Regions from separate parts of the Homo sapiens genome. Here region 1 is linked to region 2. A link is an interaction called in ENCODE POLR2A ChIA-PET data of the cell type or tissue named here. Cell type or tissue: endothelial cell of umbilical vein. All regions are shown on one strand. Each heading gives the region's core, and the rest is flanking DNA. Links, peaks and the distances in the headings are about the cores only. Region 1 overlaps LINC01920 (long intergenic non-protein coding RNA 1920). Region 2 has its middle 22 kb from the start of LINC02612.

The links. Peaks named below come from ENCODE experiments on the same cell type or tissue, not always from the same donor. Only the 100,000 strongest peaks of a DNase experiment are listed, where the experiment ranks them.
Region 1: POLR2A ChIA-PET joins it to region 2 with 11 read pairs; 2 of 35 experiments call an interaction of 5 or more read pairs at or near these places.

What each region holds. Positions count from the first base shown.
Region 1 is chr2:150,543,754-150,554,839 of GRCh38, forward strand. LINC01920 (long intergenic non-protein coding RNA 1920) reads right to left here. Exons shown (of 6, transcript NR_110241.1): 6 at 8,779-9,573. Among named protein-coding and RNA genes, the nearest start is that of LINC01920, 23 kb to the right of the region's middle. In endothelial cell of umbilical vein, for the core only: a CTCF peak has its summit at 5,010; a DNase peak (open chromatin) is centred at 5,818.
Region 2 is chr2:150,645,398-150,656,483 of GRCh38, forward strand. No RefSeq gene overlaps it. Among named protein-coding and RNA genes, the nearest start is that of LINC02612, 22 kb to the left of the region's middle. In endothelial cell of umbilical vein, for the core only: no CTCF peak of the experiment used is centred there; no DNase peak of the experiment used is centred there.

The DNA.
Region 1 (11,086 bases), core at 1,806-9,805, 100 kb before region 2:
TAAAATGTCAGCTGACAACCAAATCAATAGATATTACAGAAAAAACTTACATAAAGGGCAATGCCCTAAAGAAACAAACAAACAAAAGAATCTGGAGAAAATAAAGACAATATTTAGAGGGTAGGAAAATAGGTAAAAAGTAATATTTAAAAGAAACAAGAGCAGCAGGCTATGAAAAGGATCATACGGAGAAAAATCTTTGTAATTAAAAATATGTTAACTTATCTTAAAAAGTTAACAGGAAACTGGAAATATAAAAAAGTTCAGGATAAACTTTACAATGTAGGACAAGATAAAACAGGAAAATTATAGATACAATTTAAGAAAAATAAAGAATAAAGTGTAATAATGTGAGTTATAAGAAGAGAGAATTAAATAAAAATGAAAAAAAAATTGTCAAGCAAATAATACAGAAATGTTTCCCAGAATGGAAATGAATAAATTTTTAGATTGATCGGTTCAGATTTTCAGAAAAATGAACTTCGAATACTCAACTAAAGGCACATGTATATAAAATGCTAAAATGCCAGGAATAGAAGGGTCACTTGAAAAGATTGAAATTAGAAAAGATTTCTAAGGTCAGAAAGCGACCTTAGAAAGTAGAAAATAATGAACAAATTGCTTTGAAAACCTGAGAGAAAATGATTCCAGCCTAGAATTCCATGCCAAGAAATTTTAAAAGACAAATATAAGGGTAGAAAATAGTGAACGAGGCTGGGCGCAGTGGCTCACGCCTGTAATCTCAGCACTTTGGGAGGCCAAACTGGGTGGATCACGAGGTCAACAGATTGAGGCCATCCTGGCCAACATGGTGAAACCCCGTCTCTACTAAAAATACAAAAAATTAGCTAGGCATGGTGGCAGGTGCCTGTAGTCCCAGCTACTCAGGAGGCTGGGGCAGGAGAATCGCTTGACTCCGGGAGGCAGAGGTTGCAGTGAGCTGAGATCGTGCCACTTCATTCCAGCCTGGCAACAGAGCGAGACTCCGTCTCAAAAAAAAATAATAAATAAAATAAATAAATAAATAAATAAATAAATAAAAGAAAATAGTTAACTGCAGGTAGAAAATAAGTATTTTCAATTGCAAGATCTCAAAAAATACTTCCACATACCATGTTTTAAGAGCTATTGGAGGATGTGATTAAGCAACATGAGGGAATAACCCAAAACAGAAGTAGCTAGAGGATACAGGAAACAAGCGTTGAGAAACAGAAAATAAAGAAAATTCCCAGGATATTGATGAAGAAAAGTTCTAGAACATCAGCTCCCTGTGGTCTGAGAGAAACCAGTCCAGACTGGTGAGGAGGTTGGAGGGCTCCAGATGGAATAACCAATATGTTGGAATACCTAGGACAGTTTTGGCAGAAAGTTTAGGGATGAATTAGCAATTGGTACATTAAAAAGTAAGAAAAAAAAAAGAGGTAATACTTAACTCCAGGGAAAGCAAGTTACACAAAAAGAAGCGTAATCATAAGTAACATCTGTGACTAGTATTTCCATTATATCAACAATTTTGTTTCAGGGTAAGGTAAGTGCATCTGATTTTTTGGTGAGGTGAGAAATAGCATATAGGTTGAGAAAGCTAAATTTTTAACTTTCCCAATAGCAGAGCAAGAGATAACATCTACAACTGGCTTGCTTTTAAAATAATGTACATGTATTACTCTGATTAAAAGAAAAAACCGATGGCGTATTTTTTAAAAAAGAAAAGCAATTACTTGAAAAAATTTAAGCCAAATTCCATCACTTTTCTACCATAACACTTTGACACCATTATTTGAACAATTTAGACATTTTTAAAAGTTGAAAATCATGACTTGTATTTTATTCCAGGCTAAAAGATTTGACTAGATGTTACTTCCAAAGTGGTCAGGCCAATTCTCAACTTACTATGACCCTCTGAGTAGCAAGATTAGTATTTCCACAGTCTCTGAGATTAAAATTCTATGCAATTGATTTGTTGTACACAAACATGTCTGTTCTCCTCCACTGTACTAGTATGCTAACTTTAGAACTTGGAACTCCCAGGGAAATAGTCTAGAATGTATCATTTTCCTTTTACCTGTACTGTTTGTCTGTCTCATATTATCTAATGGCATTTTTATTCTCTATTGAATATATATTTCTAAATATCTATGAAAGATTAAAATTTGAAGGAAAAATTTCAGAGAATTCAAATCCTTAAGGTCAACTGTTTGCTTAAATCAGTTTTTCCAAGAACTGCTAAGTCAAGTTTAATTCTTTCTTAAATATTATTACATATCCCTATCCGCTCATGTCCGTGCCAATGAACCAGCTGTTTTTGAGAAGGCAAGAATTTTATCTCTAGATTTTATCTGAACAAGTTTTCCAAAAAAGATCATTGTAGAATGAAGCATACCTGCTGGTGACCTCTTCATTTCTAAGAGAAGAATTAGAAATATTTTTTTGTGTGTGAATAAACAGTGGCTGACCTACATCGTTGCTGAAATCCATTGTTTCAAATATCAGAGCAAGGCCTTATGGTTTTCCTTTCTGAAGGCACAGTACTGCCAGTATCGTTTCTTACTTGAGCACTAAGAAAGTCAATTTTCTTGACTCTTAGAGCAATAATTTTGGAGGAATGTGAACCTTTTACGAATGTGACTAGAAAAAATAGTAGGTACAAATACAACAATAAAACTTTGGAGGATTTCCAGGCTTTGGACAGTACCTTGAATACAGCATGCATTTTTAAATATGTACAGACCAATTGTCACAAAAAGAGAGACAGAAGAGGTTGTTTCTGAAGTTCAGTTTTAAGAACATACCTATATTTTTATAAAACTGAAATAAAGGGCCTGGCACGGTGCCTCACGCCTGTAATCCCAGCACTTTGGGAGGCCAAGGCGGGCGTATCACCTGAGGTCAGGAGTTTGAGACCAGCCTGAACAACATGGTGAAACCCCGTCTCTACTAAAATACAAAAAAATTAGCCGGGCATGGTGGCACATGCCTGTAGTCCCATCTACTCGGGAGGCTGAGGCAGGAGAATCACTTGAACCTGGGAGGCAGAGGTTGCAGTGAGCCAACATCTTGCCACTGCACCAGCCTGGTGACAGAGCAGGACTCCATCTCAAAAAAAAAAACCCTGAAATAAAGACACATACATATATTTGTTTTATTTATTTATTTAGACACAGCAGCTCTCTCTATTGCCCAGGCTGGAGTACAGTTGCATGATCATAGCTCACTGCAGCCTCCAACTCCTGGGTCTGAGAGATCCTCCTGCCTCAGCCTCCTGAGTAGATGGGTCTGCAGGGGCATGTGACCACATCTGGATAATTTTTAATTTTTTTTGTGCAGACAGAGTCTCACTATTTTGCCCAGACTGATCTCAAAGTCCTGGCCTCAACATACATTTAATATTTTAGGAAACCTTTTCATTTTAAGTGAGTTCTTTTTTGAAATACAGATAGTTAATTTGTCTTGTTTTGAATTTTTGTAGAATAAAACGTTTTTTAAAAAAGTATACACACAAACACTTTAACCATATATGGAGTGGTTTATTAAAAGGAAAAACCCAGTTTAGAAATTATGATTTTCAAGCTCCAATGGGTAGAAATACACAACACCTCTAAAATGGCATCAGTTTTCATGAAGGGGAAAAGTGATAAATGATTTCAATAACTCTTAGTCTATTCTTTGAATATTTCATGAGAAAATGTAAATGAAGGTTGGGAAGAAATTGTCCTTATGAGTCCAGAAGGGTATTGACAAATACTTATTTTGTATTTGATTTCTTTTGTTCTATTTCCTAATTTTATAAAACCATCTGGAAGAGTGCTGCTAAGGTAAACTGAAGAGTTCTAATGATCTATGTTATAGTTTAGATATCTTAATAGTCACCATAGTTGTAACTTAAACCAACTGAATTTTAGCTTGAATTTCGTGCTTTCTGTTCTTATATTTTACTAAATAGCTTTAGTTTTTTTAAATGTAAAATTCCATATATCTCTCTATGTTTGGGTTCCTCTCATTCTAGATTATTTAATTTTCCCCTTTTATATAGTGTAGTTCATTTCAGAAATGAGATTTTTTTTTTTTTTTTTTTTTGAGATAGAGTCTCGCTCTGTCGCCCAGACTGGAGTGCAGTGGCGCCATCTCCACTCACTGTAAGCTCCGCCTCCTGGGTTCAGGCCATTCTCCTGCCTCCGCTTCCTTAGTAGCTGGGACTACAGGCGCCCGCCATCACGCCCGGCTAATTTTTTGTATTTTTAGTAGAGATGGGGTTTCACTGTGTTAGCCAGGATGGTGTCCATCTCCTGACCTCATGATCCGCCCACCTCAGCCTCCCAAAGTGCTGGGATTACAGGCGTGAGCCACTGCGCCTGGCCTTGAGACTTTTTCTTAATATTTGTCTGATTTTCAGTATCCAACAGGTGCTAAAATTGCAAATTTGATCAAGAGAATAAGTGCTGTGGTATAAGGGGAAGTGTGTTTAGTATAAAATAATAACATCTTCAAAATAAGTCCATTTTATGACTATTAGTAAAGCTACCCTGATGTTATTCTCTATAAAAATATCTTTTTCATTTTTAACCAAAGTTTACTTCATTTATTTTATTATAAAATAAAATAACCAATCATACTAAGAAAAACATGTTAAGAGTATTGTTAGCCCACATAAAAGGAATGAGCAGGAAATAAATGCAAGCAATGAGAGATACCAAATTTAAAATGGTGATTCTTGGCAGGGAAGTAAGTTGGTATAATTGGAAAAAAGTACACAGGGCCTTCAATTATTTAGACAAAATGTTATTTCTTAAGTGAGTTCTCTTTGTAATACTGCATTTTGTATATATCCTAATATTGCACAAACTTGTAAACACACACACACAATCAGCACAGCATGTGAAATTTAGCGTAGCTCTGATTTTGCCACATTCCTATGGTTAACAAGGAACAAAGCCAGACTTAGCCATTAAAGACTGTGTAGCTTCATATCTCCTGCATGAGCAGGGGTGGCGCTGTTTGAAGGCAGTAGTAATGTTGCTAAAACCTAAGAGGCCACACCACTCAATATGGGATGGTTTGGACCACTGGAGAAAGATGGGTTCTCAGTCAGCAAAGTGGAAGCACAAAAGGAGAGTTTATGGAGGTGGGACAGAGAAGTCTGAGTTGCTCTTTCTCTCCCCCTTTACTCTGTCAGGCTTGGATTTCAGAATGGATGAATGCCCTAGGTGGTGAGTGCAACATGTCATCTTCTATGGTAAACCAACCCAGGAGCTACAAAGGAGGGAATTACCTTATGCCATTCCTTTTTTTTTTTTTAAACTTTATGGCAGGAATAATCTCTGTAAACATGTGAGATCCATTACCTAGTTTTATGTTACAGTTTGGGCTTATTTCTTTTTATTACCTGAAAGCCTATAGTAAGGTATTGTTTATTCTCTCACACCGTATGCCTAAAGGTGGGATAGGAGCCAAATCTTAGCATCCCTATATTATTTGAAGATTATTATGTCTCCATCTTGTCTAAATAAAATGGCTAATATGAACCCATTTACAAGAATTAACACAAATATCTTTTTAATAATTGTATTCCTTGAAAGTTGTGGATAAAGGAGACTTTTGTGAATGTAACTTTTTAAAATACACTGCACAATAGCATTATTTAATAAATCAAGGAAGAGTGATCACTATTTGTAAGGTAAATAATCATATCTTAATCTATCTTGTCTGCGAAATTTATGTTTGTATATATTTATTTTTAAAATGCTTTATAACTATGTTGGTGATGTTGACTCCAATTTTTGTGGGCAAGTTGCCAGAACTTGTCAGCGGAACTTCCTAAGGTAGTGAGCAACTGTGTAGTCAATTGTGTTAATACAAAAGCTTAACCAGTCATGCCAGCACTCTGCTTTTACTGTGCATTATCCAGTCAGAAAATCTGTACTTTGTATGTAGACTGAACAATTGACAATTTGCTATTTTATTCTACCAAGTGGGTATGAACCCAAGTAGTGAGGATAGTAATTCTTTTCTGTTTAAAAACTAGAATCCAAGAAGCAGCAAGTAAAATGGTGAAGAGAACACAATATAGCCCAGACCATCTGACCATTTCACTTGACCTCACCAAGAGGCCGACAAGCAATTATCTGACCATTTCATATCATTGCAATATGGATTATTCTCTCACCAAATAGATCTTGTGATCATATGCATTTGTTGTTCAACTGTCAAAAGAATTATATTTATTTTTAATTTATTCATTTTCTAATTAAAGTTTAGAAAAAAGCTTCTCTAAATGCTCATATTTCATGACGTAGGGTATTAGGCTGTGCTAATGAACTCGGAGTTCATCACATTTCTTAAAGTACAGAACTTGACTTAATAAAGTTTTTGTCTCTACCAGGCATTGTTATGAGAAAAGTCATTTTATTTTCATTCTTAAAAGGACTTCATGCATGAGATTGCCACTTCACAGAGTATTTATCAAACATGGACAAGCTTATTTTTAATCACTGTGTTGAAAGGTAAGTTAAAGTAGCATATAACCTATACATAAGAAGCAAGATAAATATTCCAATTGTAACCTTACAGAAATGTCCCACTATATAGGGCAAAGGGTCTTCAACTGGAGTTTTTGCCCTTAATGGCTACCTCTATGCAAAGTGTCTAAAAAGATAGCATCTTCCAGTTAAAATTATGGTACAGACAGTTTGTTGATATTTTAAAAGTAATGAATTACACATATCTAACATTTTAAAGTTTTATCCTTCTTAAGCAGTTTTTGATTATGTCCATCTTATACATTTTAGTAATTACCTATATACACTGCAAGCATGAACATTCTTGTGATCAAAAATCCTTCAAAACTACCTCTTATTGTGATTATTTATGGAGAGTTACTGGAAACTGGAACTAGAGAATGATAAATTTAGGAAAATGTGGTGTTGTACGTATCTATATGTAATAATACGATCAATTTTCACAGTTAACATAGTGCATCTTGTTATAGGTTATAAATGTTAAAAAATATTAATTTTCTATTAACGAGATTCTTGGGCAAAAAGTTAAATTGTAGAAATGTCATAGACATTCAAAACTTTCCTTTTTTACTTATGTCCCATATTTACTCACGTCTCCTCTTTTGTTATATCCATGGTTAAAAACACAGACTTTGGCTGGGCGCAGTGGCTCACGCCTGTAATCCCGGCACTTTGGGAGGCCGAGGCAGGTGGATCAGCAGGTCAGAGGTTGGAGACCAGCCTGACCAACATAGTGAAACCCTGTCTCTACTAAAAATACAAAAATTAGCCGGGCGTGATGGTGCTTGCTTGTAATCCCAGCTACCCAGGAGGCCGAGGCAGGAGAATTGTCTGAACCTGGGAGGCGGAGGTTGCAGTGAGCCAGGATCGCACCACTGCACTCCAGCCTGGGTGACAGAGCGAGACTCCGTCTCAAAAAAAACAAAACAAAAAAACCCACAGACTTTGAGTCAGGCAGACAGACCTGGATTCCAATTCAGCTCTTTCTGAGCTAGTTTCTTTACCACTCTGATCCTCTAAGTCTGTAAGTCTTCATCTGTAGAACATTAATAATAATGCCAACATCATAGGGTTATTGTGAGAAATTCCTGCCTGAATACATCTGAAATGCCTAACTCAACTCCTGCCAGGTAGAACACAGTAAGAAGGGGCTCTCCGAATCATCCTTTAGGAACGAAGACCCCCATCTTTAGGAAGCCCACAGTGGCAGGGGCAGTCACTGTAGAGGAAGTTGGCAGCAAGGACAGTAGCATCACTTCCACCCCTCCTACCACATCAGGTGCTTTTTTCTCTACCAAAAAGTGTTCACAAGAAAAATTTCTGATATAATTCTGAGGGTATACTCAATGTATGGACTTAGGAGTAATTGCTATTCTCAGAGATATTTATATTTGAATGAGTGGAAACCAAAAGAATGACATGAAATTAAAAATGACATAAAAAATAAAAACCCAATATGGAATTTCAGGCATCAATGAAACAAATAGCCAAGGTACCCTGTAAATTCATGTCTAATATTTCTAATTGTTTGCCTATTGTGGCTATCTTGGTTAGGAATTAATTCATTACAAAGAACAGAAAACTACACATGTGATATCAAGAAAAAAAATCAAGGCAAGGGATTTTTTAGGAGGAATCTATGATATCTCATACAAACCAAGGGCAGGACACATTTCTCTACTCATATCTGTTTAATTTTTTCTTTATGGAATCTGTTCTCAGTTTTTCTTGGCAAATGGGCCAAAGATGATCATCCCTGTCCAGGAGTATTTTAAGAGACTCTGGGAGAGTCATTTTTGGGAGTTTGTACCTCTCTCCTTCCATCTGCCACCTTGTAACAAAGCTTTCTGCCTTAGGTCACCAACTATCTGCTATAGTAGTTGAAGCCCATCTGCCTTAAATGTAAGACAGGCAATCTCAACTGAGACTAAATATTACATCCATTTTTGGCATACACTATCATCTTCCTGGGAAATAAGCCACAAGACTTTATTTCTCTTAAGCTAGTGTCCTCTTTTTACACACTTGGCGTGGGGAGTGGTGTTAATTTTTTGTTTTACTCATACTATGTGGGTGTGTTCTCTGTAAAGATACGTTTATCTGTATTTGTATCTACATCTGTGTCTACACCTGTATCTGTATCTATATCTAGATCTATGTCTATCTATCTGTAGATCTGATGCAGGATTTTTTGCTTGTTAGTTGAGCTAAATCCGGGTTCTTGTCTCAAACCAGGAAAAATTAGGCATGTGGACACATTGACAGGTGAGGAGGATGGAATTTATTAAGCGAAAGGAAAGCTGTCAGCAAAGAGAGGGGTCCTGGACACAGGTTTCCATCTCACAAATTGAATACCAGGCCACCACACACAAGCTGGAGGCCAGGCTCTTCCCCTGCATAAGGAGCGAATTTTTGGTGGCTCTACCCTGTCTTTCCAATGTGCCTGCAGGCCCTTAGTCTGAGCCACTGTACACTGCATGTGTTAAGGGATGAAATTTTTCACCATGGGCATGTTTAGGCAAAACCCTGGTGCACAATGACCTGGGCAGGTCAGAGGTTCTCCAGGGACACCCCTTATCTGCCTAGGCATTTGTCTGTCTCTTGCCACTATCCTATCTGCATATTTTAGTTCCAACTCTGGGGCTAGAAAATTAGTCTGTAATCAAAGAACATACTTGCTTTCTGTTGCTTCTCAATGCCCAGGGAGACTGACTAGCCTTTGGGTCTGAATGACAATTCACCAGTGCGGCTCATGGGCCCATGTTGGTTCAGGGGTCATTCTCCATTCTAATTAACCAGGGACAATTAGCAGGGGCAGTGGGACTTAGACTCCTTAGGCATGGAAAGTGAGGAGAGAAGACTGGAAAAGAAATTTACAGGAGCATTCTCCAACAACAATAATCCTGCCACCTAGGACATCAGGATTGCATTTTCAGTATACATTACCTGGGGCATTTGTTTAAAATGCAGCTTTCAGTGCTCCATCTTTTGACGTGTTTGTTGATGTTGAAAAAATTAATATGACACATTTTTACCTGTTGGTAAGGTTCATACTCTTAACCTGGGGTAAATAAAAAGATATCTGAAATTAATCTTTTCAGTATAAAGAGGCATTTTTAGCAACATTTTCTGAGTGTTTTTGTGGAACTAACAAAATGAGAGTGGAAATTCCTTTTTTTTTTTTTTTTTTCCAAGACAGAGTCTCGCTCTGTCACCAGGCTGGAATGCAGTGGTGCAATCTCGGCTTACTGCAACCTCTGCCTCCTGGGTTCAAGTGATTCTCCTGCTTCAGCCTCCCGAACAGCTGGGACTACAGGTGCAAGCCACCACGCCCAGCTAATTTTTGTATTTTTAGAAGAGACGGAGTTTCACCATGTTGGCCAGGATGCTCTTGATCTCTTGACCTCATGATGTGCCCAACTCAGCCTCCCAAAGTGCTGGGATTGGAAATTCTTTAAAAAAATGATACATGAGGTTACACATTTGATTAAAGTGAATCATATAAGAAGTAACCCAAAGCTTAGTTACAGGGTTATTAGGATTTTATTATTCCTGGTAAATATTATTTAAAATTGAAACCATCTTTCATAAGATATTTTCTTGAAACTTCGAGTTTCCCTTATTGTAACCTAAGAGCAAGAGTGAATTATATCTAGCTGTGGACAATAACCCAAGTAAGTCTTTCTGGTGGGTACTTTTCAGTGTCATCCTGGTATGACAGCTTGAAAATATTACTTGAAAAACATTACCTGCTTGTTATGAAAGATCCAAAAAAAAAAAAAAGAATTACTAGCTCTATTTATTTTTGGTTAAGAAATATAGTTATAAAATTAATTATGACCATCACCTACATAAAGAACTAAAGGGATTCAGTAAAGTCAGTGCTAAAGTTACACATTCATTTGGCAAGATTAAACAATGAAAGATAATCTCACTTTCCAAAATATCAATAAGTTGCCTAAGATCACGCAGCTAAAAGGTGGTAGAGCCAGAATATAAACCCAGGCCATCTGCTTCCAAAGTCCATTAACTCTTCAGCCCACTAGGCTTTTTCATGCATTTTTTTTCTCTAGATCCTCTAAGATCTCTTTCTTAGGAACTATGAAGATCCATTTACAACATTACTAATTATTGAACAAACTTGGATAAATCTAGAGTCAAATCATTTATCCCCTGAAACATGACACTTGGCTATACTTAGTGGGCCTTTGCCAAGTTGTTTCTCCAAGCCTCAGTCTCATCAACTGAAAAAGATGATAATAATGGGCTCTATCTCATTAAAATTCTTATAAGGAAATGCATGATATATGTGAAGTGCCTTGCACAGAGGCTGGCAGGTGAGAACCACTCAATAAATCTTAGCTACTACTTATGTACTTACAGAAGATAGACATAACTCAGTTAGCAATAAGGTGTTTAATGTGTGCTCTATCACCTTGTGTGTTTTCATTTCTAGATGAATAACAGAGATTTATTTAAAAACACCTAGTGATGTCATAGAAACTTTGGATGTAGTTATGATTAACACTATTATTTCCCCTAATAATTTTTCTTATAGCTGTTCCTTTTCCAAG
Region 2 (11,086 bases), core at 1,239-9,238:
TTCAATAGATGTGTCTCCCAGTCCCCACCTCATCAGTGATTTGCCCTCAAACCAAGGCTAGGACAGAATCTAGGGGCATTCCAGGGAAACAAGATCCACTCAATCCTGCATCAAGAAGCACATGTTAGGAGAAAGAGAGATTAACTATTCCTTCTGGAGCTACACAGAATTCCAGTCATTCCAATGGAGAACTACAAGATGCATTAAGCTACTGCTGCCCCACTCCTAGACAATGTGCACTTTCTCTAAGAAGACACATCTAGCTCTCCAAAAATGGCCCAATATGTGCAATCAGAATCTCAGGGGAGAGGCTACAGAACTGAGAGAATGGATGAGGCTGATTGTAGAAGTTGCAACTAGGGTGGTGAATTTGGGGGCACTATATATAGCATTAATTTCTACGAATTGAATCAAATGCAATTTTCCATGCTGAGGCCTGTTATTTAAAAAAGAAAAAGCATGAATGGATGACTGGATGCCCCAGCGCATCAGTAGCAGAGCTGTTCTTACTGAAACCATGAAATACTCTATTAAATGAAGTTAGAGAGAATATCCAGCAAGGTTCCTCCATTGCTTTTCAGGAAGCATTACAAAATGGCAGGGGTGGGAGTCATTCCAAATTATAGACTATCAGGCTGACAGCCCTAGCATCATGGGCTCACAAAGACCTCATTGAATGTGACAGTCTGGAAATCTAGGTGGCATAATGAGGCACATAAGCAGTATTTTCAAGGGTGCTAGCAGCTATTTCATACCTCTTTTCCCCCAAAGGCATGTAAGCTTCCCAAAATCATCTGTCTATTTTCATATATTTTCTTTTTCTTCATTGTTCTTCCCCCTATATCTAATGTACTGACATACAGTGAGTTGTGCCAGATTTCAAATATATACATCCCTTCAGGAAATAAAAGATACTCAGACTTCTTGACCATTTGAATTAAAAGTGAACAACTTGCTAGAGGATATATGATCACAATAATTGTTTTCTAAAGATAGTCTCATGTAAGATTTCTGGCTTGCTTTATTCAGGAATTGTATTCTGTTTGAAATCATCAACGTTGTCTTGCATCAACATTTTAAAATTCTTTTAATTAAAATAACAAATCATCAAGGTTTATATATGACAACTACCTATGATATTTATTATTTTAGAGATGGGCAATATAGAATGAGATTGACATTATAAATAACAAGGATGGTGTGGACTGGACTGGGATTATATAATTGAGGTGTCCCAGTTTTCTGCAGAGGTTGATCTCAATTATACATGGAATGAAGTATCTGGATTTACAGTTTCCATGATGCACATTTAGGAAAACATTATAGCTTAAATGTAGAAAACTTTATGTACAGATATGCAATGTATAAGGAACAGATAAGCCGTGAAGTTAACCTTTTTATTTTATAGACAATCTTTCAAGCATATTTAACCATACAGTTTTGGTGTTCAATGAATGAGTTTCACTTGTAACATGATACTACATGAGACTGTAACTATCATTATTTTTTCCAAATAAAGCCTTTACTCATCTAAGCAACCATGGTGGAGCAACCACACAGCCATTTTCAACTACCACGAGAGCTGGTAGTTGAAACAGACCCATGCTCCATCTGGCATTCTATGTATTCCCATACTTTGTGGGGGGAAAAGCAAGACTTAGTACAATTTCGAATTTGTAGATCTGAGTCGATGATCCATTTCCTGACCTTTTCAGCAGCAAGTCCTCAGAAATATTTCAGTATTTTCAGCTATGAAATTTTCAGCTATGAATATTTCAGCCCTTTCTCATGGAGTTCTGGCTATGAGTATCTTTCTGAGAGATGTCTGATTTATTGAATTTCTTCCTCTCCTCTTTTTCTTCTTTCTCTTTTCTTCCTGTTCTGGCTCTCTCACTTTCTCTTTCATTCATGTTGGTACCAATATTCCTGAGGGTGGCAAGCAGTTCACTATGGGAGACAGTCACTAATCTCTGGCCCAGAAAAGGGGACTTCCATGAGTGTGTGTGGATAGGCAGGACAGGAGAACAAAAGAATGACAGGAAATGTTTCCTCAGAAAGTCCTGCTAACCTTTGACCCCTAGCTCAGCTTAACGGCATTGCTCTGCTCACCTGAAGTTCTAATGGAATCTGTTTTCACTACCTAAGGCACTGTCTCTGTTAAGTCTTCCTGAGTACTTCCTAGAAAAGGTCAAATGCAAACAATGATATTTTACAGGAATATTGCACCTTCTAGCCTGTCACCTGGAGTGTAAGAGACACAGTCACAATTGCAATGCACATAATGTCTCACATTAGCCATACAGGAATTATTTTAGGGATAAAATTCTTCCTCCTCCTCCTCATCATCATCATTGCTAGAACTTTACTATGCTATGTTTACTGTGTCCTTGGTAGAGTGCTAAGCACATACCCTCATAATGTTGATTTAATTCATCAACATTATGAGATAGGGAGTATCAAGCTTCCCATACTGCAGCTAGGGAAGTCAATATTCCCCGAGGTCATACAGCTAGAAAAGATGAAGGCAGAGTGCAATCCTGGCAATTTGACTCCAGATCAGCACCGTAAACCACCCACCATGATCGCAACAACAATGGACTTCTCTTTCATGCAGAACAAACATCTTGCTCACTTCCCATTTCTAATTGACTACAGCAATTGCAATTCTTGCTGAACCATTCTCAGCGTGTTTGAGTTACTTGAGGCATCTGACTGTAGGCTCTACCTATACCCTGATGCCAACTCTACTCTCATTTCTTGCTTTGCTGTTTTCTTGTAAAGCTTGTTCTTTGAGTCACCCTTTCTTCGAGTTTTGCCTGCCTCTCTGGCCCTGAGAAGTCACTTAAGTTTTGCTTTACCTGCTTTCTTCGAATGAAACCTTCTTTCTTGTAGCTCTTTTGTCTCTGCTTGCCCTCTCCTTCACCTCAGTCCTCCCTTTCTTTCCCTTTTAACCAGCCCAAGGCTTCCTCCACAGGAACATTAAAGGCTGGGAAAACATTTTACAAATTATAGAATATTGGAAGAATGTTAATTATTCATAAGAATTAAAATACCATTATTCTGTAAAGCAATCTAGTGTGGAGTGAAATGAGCATGTATATTGCCATCAACCTGAACTAACTTTAAATTCTGGTATCACCACTGCCTCGATGCTTGTACTAGTGTGTATATAACCCAAGGATGTGAGTCAAGCTTTCTGAGCATCAGTTTTTTTTATGTTTAAAAGAAGGATAATAATGCTTACTTTACAACATGGTTGTGTTAGATTAGGCATCTGATGTTAGTAATAACCAATGTTTAGTAGTGCAACTAAGAGTCTGGCACTGTGCTATGGACTGAATTGTGTCCCCTCTCCCCAACACCAAATTCATCTGTTGAAGCCCTAAACTCCCATGTAACTGTATTTGGAGATAAGGCCTTTGAAGAGATAATGAAGGTCAAATGAGGTCATGAGGGTAAAGTCCTGATCTGATAGGATTAGTGTCCTCATAAGAAGAGAGCTGTGTCTGTCTCTTTCTCTCTCTCACACACACACACACACACACACACACACACACACACACAGAGAGAGAGAGAGAGAGAGAGACAGAGAGAGAGAAGAAAGAGGCCATGAGAAGATACAGGGAGAAGTCAGCCATCAGCAAGCCAGTTCTGGAGGCTAGGAAGTCCAAGGTCAAAGGACTTCTGGAAACAATTCAGTTTCCAGAGCCCTTACTGGATATTGAATTGGCCAGCACTTTGATCTTGGATTTCCCAGCCTCCAGAACTGTAAGAAAATAAATTTCTGTTGTTTAAACCACCTAGTCTATGGTATTTTGCTATGGCAGTGTGAGCAGATTAATGCAACCCTTAAGTGTGTTACTTTCTATACGGATAGAAGGTAGGACCTGTAATTATTTTTACTTACAGAAGAGAACATTGAACTTCAGAGTGACTAAATAACATATTTAAAGTCCCATGCAGTGGCACACCTGGGACTCAAGCTTAGAGCTGTCCAGCTCCAAATAAGGTTCTTTATCACTATGTCCCTTTGCATCCTTTAGCAATAAAATACACAAGTGGCCTGAGCAGTTCTGAGAAGATGTCACCTTTCCCCATAATATTTGGTCCAGATGTGTCCACTGGCCTTTTATCAGAATCAGGGCTGGCCGGGTACAGTGTCTCAGGCCTGTAATCCCAGCACTTTGGGAGGCCGAGGTGGGTGGATCACAAGGTCAGGAGTTTGAGACCAGCCTGACCGACATGGTGAAACCCCATCTCTATTAAAAATACAAAAATTAGCTGGGCGTGGTGGCGTGCACCTGTAGTCCCAGCTACTTGGGAGGCTGAGACAGGTGAATCGCTTGAACCCAGGAGGCAGAAGTTGCAGTGAGCTGAGATCGTGCCACTGCACTCCAGCCTGGCAACAGAGTGAGATTTCATCTCAAAACAAAACAAAACAAAACAAAACAAAAACAGAATTAGGGTTGTCATTTAACCAATGCAACCTCAAGCCTTCCCATAAGAAATCCTTACCTCTTCTTGAGTTCTCTATCCAAATGTTAGGTGTGCTGAAAGTATTCATTGAGATTATAAGAAATGTTGTTTTTTACTTAAGAATACTTTAAGAGATATTCATAACAAGTAAAATTGCTAATGGTTTCTCTAAATGTTTACAAGGTTTTCCTAGGAAATGTGTGGCAAAAATATTATTTACTACTATTATTTTTTGACATAGTTTTTTTTCCAGCTATAATTTTATACTGTGGCTAATTAATCTGCCAACTAGTGATTTATAATGTAATTTAACTGAATGTCAGACATTGTTCAGATTGGCTGGTACTCTTTAAAAGAACTGTTCTCATCAGATAACTCAGAGCACCAGCTCTCAATCAATATTGCACAGTACACATAATTTTTAAAAAGAAAATAACATCACATCTATATTATAAATAAAGAAAATAAATTTACAATAATATAGTATTTCAATGTGGTTTAAATAGAAAATAAAATGAAACAGATATTTTCTTCTCTATGTAGAATTTGAATTTAACAGGCACAGATTGCTAAATAGAAGGTCAAGTATCATAGGAAGATTACCATCAATGACGAAATTTTCTAAAATGGTAAAAAGCTCTTAATAAAGTTCCAGAATAAAACAAACAAACAAATAAACAAACAAAAAACAGTAAAACTATAAAATAGTTCATTCCTTAATAAGGAGATAGGGATAAATTTGCTCCTATCCTCTGCTCAGGTTCCCTCTCTGCGGAAGCTGGTCTGAAGTTTTTGCTTTGTTTGTTTTTGTTTTTTTGAGACGGGGTCTCACTCTGTCACCCAGGCTGGAGTGCAGTAGTGCGATCTCAGCTCATTGCAAGCTCCGTCTCCTGTGTTCACACCATTCGCCTGCCTCAGCCTCCCAAGTAGCTGGGGCTACAGGCGCCCACCACCATGCCCAGCTAATTTTTTGCATTTTTAGTACAGAAGGGGTTTCATCTTGTTAGCCAGGATGGTCTCGATCTCCTGACCTCGTGATCTGCCCAGCTTGCCCTCCCAAAGTGCTGGGATTACAGGCATGATCCACTGCACCCAGACTGCTTTTTTTTTTTTTTTTTTTCCACCCAGGCTGGAGTGTAGAGGTGCACTGCAACCTCCCACTCCCAGACTCAAGTGATCTTCTCACCTCAGCTTCCCAAATAACTGGGACCACAGATGTGCACCACCATGCCCAGCTAATATATTTTTGGTAGAGATGGGGCTTTGCCATGTTGGCCAGCCTGGTCTCAAACTCCTGAGCTCAAGTGATCCACCTGCCTCAGCCTCCCAAAGTGCTGGGATTACAGGTGTGAGCCACTATGCCTAGCTAGTCTGAAGTTCTTATTGCGATGAGAGTTGAAGACATAGATATAAGAGCAAAGCCAGGCAGGCAATTTCATCTAGGGAAATATCAGGGGAAAAGTGGACTGTTCTACTGGGATCATGAACCAATAACCAACTAATCAAGAGATTTCTGGAATTGCTGCTGTTGTTTTGGAAGTTCTAGCCATCCACAGGACCCAGAATTGTCCCCAAAGATGTAAAGCCAGAGAAGACAACTACTTGAAGGTGGTGCGACACTGCACCTGGGACGTGGACACCTAATTGCCTGTGGGCCACTAGAACTATTATTTCCCAGCTGGCTGTGCAGGTTTACTCTGCTCATTTCATCAGTTTGTGATAATATCACCTGACATTTTATCCACTGTTGGATTTTTTTGTCAGAATTTTATGGATAATCTTCTTTTGACTTACATTTCAGTTTTCATTTCTGGAAAATTTAAAAAATATTAAAACCACGCAAAATTTTGTGTATATATGTCAGTTTGAGTTACATTCTAAGTTTAGATAATTTTTGTCTATTTCTGACATGAATATCTGGTAGTAATCTCAAAAACTCTGTGGGACCCAGAACAAGTCCTTCTTGCGTGAGATTGTCCCCACGCATTGCTGGATATGTAGTATCTCTGGCTACTACCCTCTAACTTCCAGCATCTCCCTACTCTTCCACTCCCAACCCCTCATGTTGCCCCTATTAATTAAAATTCTCCCTAAAATGCAATCTGTCTTTCTTTAAGAGTCACTAATAGAGGTTGAAACATGGGATTTGGAGTTAAGAAGATGTGGATTCTAATTTTAATTTGCATGTAGGGGAAATTATTCAAAATTAAGACTGGCTTGGAGTTCAATCCTATACTGAATTCTTAGAAAGTTCCTTGAAACACTTGAACCAAATATAAAGCCTCTCTTACCTAGAAATTGAATAACTTTTTTCATTTAGTGAATGTTATGACTATCTATTATATCCTAGGGTTTTCAACAGACAATGGCAAAGGTGGAGGTAAATAAAATATGACAAAATATATCTTTGCCAATGGGAAGGAGCTGGAATCATAAAATAATTCAGGATACCCAGTTAAATTTGAACTTAGATAATCAATTAATAGTTTTTTTTTAAAAGTAAAACTATGACCCATGCATTGGGACATATTTGAATTTTATGGGAACTATCAATGCATGGGAATATTTATAATGAAAAATATTTGTTTATCTGGAATTCAAATTTAACTGGGTGTTCTGCACCTTGCCTGGTAAATCCATGTTAATTACTGGTGTGAGCAGACCAATATATTAGCATGAACCCTCTCTTTGTCCATGATAAGTTGAAATACTTTGAAAGAATTTAACCATTAACATATCCACAATTTTTTTGTTTTGTTTTGTTTTTGCTTTTTGAGACGGAGTCTCACTCTGTCGCCCAGGCTGGAGTGCAGTGGCGCTATCTCAGCTCACTGCAATCTCCGCCTCCCGGGTTCACGTCATTCTCCTGCCTCAGCCTCCTGAGTAGCTGGGACTACAGGCGCCCACCACCAGGCCCGGCTAATTTTTTGTATTTTTAGTAGAGACGGGGTTTCACCGTGTTAGCCAGGATGGTCTCGATCTCCTGACCTTGTGATTTGCCCGCCTCAGCCTCCCAAAGTGCTGGGATTACAGGCGTGAGCCACCGCACCCGGCCTAACATATCCACAAATTTTGAAGCCCAATATACCTTCATATGTAGATGAATGATTATATTTAAGAAATCATCCATCAAAAAATAAGTCAGCTCTCCAGGCAATTGGTAGAAAAACAAGATTTCTACTTCTAAGAAAATATGTAATTTTATAAAGACACTAATTGTAAAGAATTTAAACTCTGTTTCTGAATCTGGGGACCCAAGGCTAGGCTTCATCATTCCTCTGAAATAGTAGGTAATATTGTATGTATCTCCACACTTTTCCAAGGAAGAGGATCATTGCATTTGTCAGATTCTGAGAAATTTTTAAAACACAAAACTTACTAAGAATAACTTGACTCAAAACAAAGTTCACACTTCAGGATTGATAGAAATGTTTTGTATCTTGATTGTGGTGGTGGTTACATGTATGTATTTATGTACCAAAAGTCATAGGACCATACCCAAAACTGGTGAATTTTAATCATATCTCAATTAACTTAACAAAAATTTAAAAAAATTTATATTAAAAAATCAAAGTTCAAAACAACTCAGAGAATAAACCAAGTACTACTTATTATTTTTCCCAAACATATATTTTGCAAGAATTTCACTCCCTCTGTTGAAATTCTTCATTCCAGAGAGAGGTCACTTAAGTAATATAACTCCTTGGGAGAACCAGATAACATCATTCAATATGTTCAAAAAGGAGCAGTATTTCCAATACAATTAAAGCATTTTCTCTCCAGATTTCCTTTTCTTATCTCTATGCGAAGTGAAATAAATTAGAAAGACAACAGAAACTGATGGACAATTTTATTTTTTAATCATTATGCCACATATGCCCTCTAAAGTGGCTTTACTTCTGTCCCCAAATATGTTTTTCTTGCCTTGCTAGGAGCAGCATCACTATTGATTTAATCAGCATGATGCCTGGCCTGCCAGGGAGTTATGCTCTTAGACTAATTGCCATTCACTCCTTGCCATGGTCTGAATGTTTGTGTCCCCTCAAAATTCATATATTAAAATCTTAACCACCAAGGGAATGGATTAGGAGGTAGGCTCTTTGGGAGGTGATTAGGCCATGAGGGTGGAACCCTCATGAATAGGATTAGTGCCCTTATAAAAGAGACTCCTCTCTCCTTCCATCAAGTGAGGACAAGTGAGGACACAGCAAAAGGCACCATCTTTGTATGAGAAAACAGGCCCTCGCCAGACACTGAATCTGCCAGTGCCTTGACCTTGGGTCCTCCAGCCTTCAGAATGTTGAAAAACAAATTTTTGTTGTTCATATGCTACCCGGTCTATGATATTTTGTTATAGTGCTCCAATGGACTAAGCCACTCTTATATACTCCAATAATAAAAATTATCTCTAGTAAAAATCCTATTGTCCTAGTCACCTTTTATTAATTTTATTCATCTGAAAAATGGAACTAATATTGCCTGTTTGCAAGTTACTGTGCTAATTAATTTAAAAGGGCTTTATAAATTCTAAGGAACTCTATCAACTGAAAGTGCGGAAGCTAAAAGGCAAGAATAAGTCAGATGCCTAATAATCATAAAAAAGAACAAACCTTCACTACATATGAATCACCGTATACATTATCTCATTTGATCTTCAGACAACTCTGCTGCATCATTGTTATTATTATTCCCAATAGAAAAATACAAAAAAAGTAGATTGATTATACCCAGATCATGTTCTTTGGTAAAGACAATGAGGTAAATCCATTTCTGACACGTCCACTCTAAAGAGGGTAGTGGGAATAGCTGAGAGGGCAAGATCTACAACACATTCTGCCCTTTATGCATTTGCACTCTGACTTTTACAAGACATCTCATCAAAGGCATGTGTTCAGATACTAGTATTCATCATACAAAGAATTTGGGTTCTCTTTCTCGCTATCTCTCTGCACACATGCACACACACTTGTACACACACATATATAATGCACATATATCTCATATATTGTATATATGTTTTATATATATATATATGTAGGCACTGCTACATAAAGTTTTAGCTTCATTTTACTTCTAGGAAAGCTGTGAAAATTCTTCAAAAAAAATTGCATAAGTGAAAATGACAAATAGAAAAATAACATAGTTCACATCTGAAAATCAAATTAATGCCTTTTTATTAATATTTATATTATGTGATACTGGGAAACCATTACTTTGTTTTGATCATCTGAATTATGTCTGTCTGAAACAAGTTCGTATGTTAAAACATTCTTTGGTGAATAGATAAATTCCTCAGGGTCTTCTGGCATTTGCAGCTCTGGAAAAAAATCATTCTGTGCTGAGAATCGTTACTTAGTATTTATATGTTCCTTTTTCTCACATTTGCAAAATATAATTTATGATCGCTTTCTAAGATAAAGAAGAGTTAATTGCATATTGACAAGGTGTCTTCAAGAGAGGTCCTGAATTCCTCAGTTCTTTCTCAATCATAATCACCATCTACTTCTGATAACTGCAAAATAGCTGTTTATTGTAGTCCTTATATTTTACATTTTTCATTATCATTCACTGTGACAAGAAAAAATAAGTAGTATCACTTTGCGTAGGGTTTTGGGGCTTATGTGGGGTGGAGAGAGAGATATCTTAGTCATAGAGTTCACATAACCCTTTTGGGAAGACAGATTTTCCACATTCATGATCAATGATAATCCAGGTAATCAATTAACCTGCAGGAACTAAAGGACATCAGTGTTCATGGGGGCCAGAGGATAGTTAGGCATTGATACTTGAGTAATAACAGAGAAGATATTTAACACTTACTATGTTCCAAACACTTTATGTGTACTTTCTTACTTAGTCCTCATTATAGTCTACTAGAAAGGACTCCTTTTTTTACAGATAAGCAAACTGAGGCACAGAAAGGTTAAGAAACTTGCTCAAGATCACCTAGTCAGTAAGTTGGAATTTAAACCCACCAAGCAATCTAACTCCAAAATCTCTACTTATAGTTCTCAAATAGTCAGTATATATCAGAATAACACAATTTCTATTACATAGTCAAGGAATAACTCTTCATGTCCTGTATTGGATGCAGTTCTCAGTCTTCTGAAATGATTATATTGCAAAATTACAAGTTCTGATTAGCTTCAAAGAGAGTGAATGATGTAAAACATTCAGGAAAAATCAGTATCAGGTGACATGAATTGAGGTTCATGAGTTTTGACAGTCAACACAAGATCATATGTGAGGCGTTATCTTACGGGAATGTATGTATCAGCCTCCTGGCCCCTGACCATGCTGTATGTTTTCCATTTTGCTCACTTCATTTTAGATTGGCTTGTTTTATTAGGGGAGATGCCTGAGTATGTAATCAATGACATGAAAACAGAATTGGCAGCTGTCTGGGAGATTACAGATGTTCATATGTGGCCTGTGCACATGCCTACAGACACACAGACCCCAACTGCAAAATCATCAAAACACTATATACTGCCTAGAAAGCCAAATAATGGTATCACCTCTAAAGTGACAGTGAGCTGGAGGCCAATTTACATTTAGCTGCATTGGGTTAGAATGTTGATGGAGTGATTCATGTAAGAAAACCATCCAG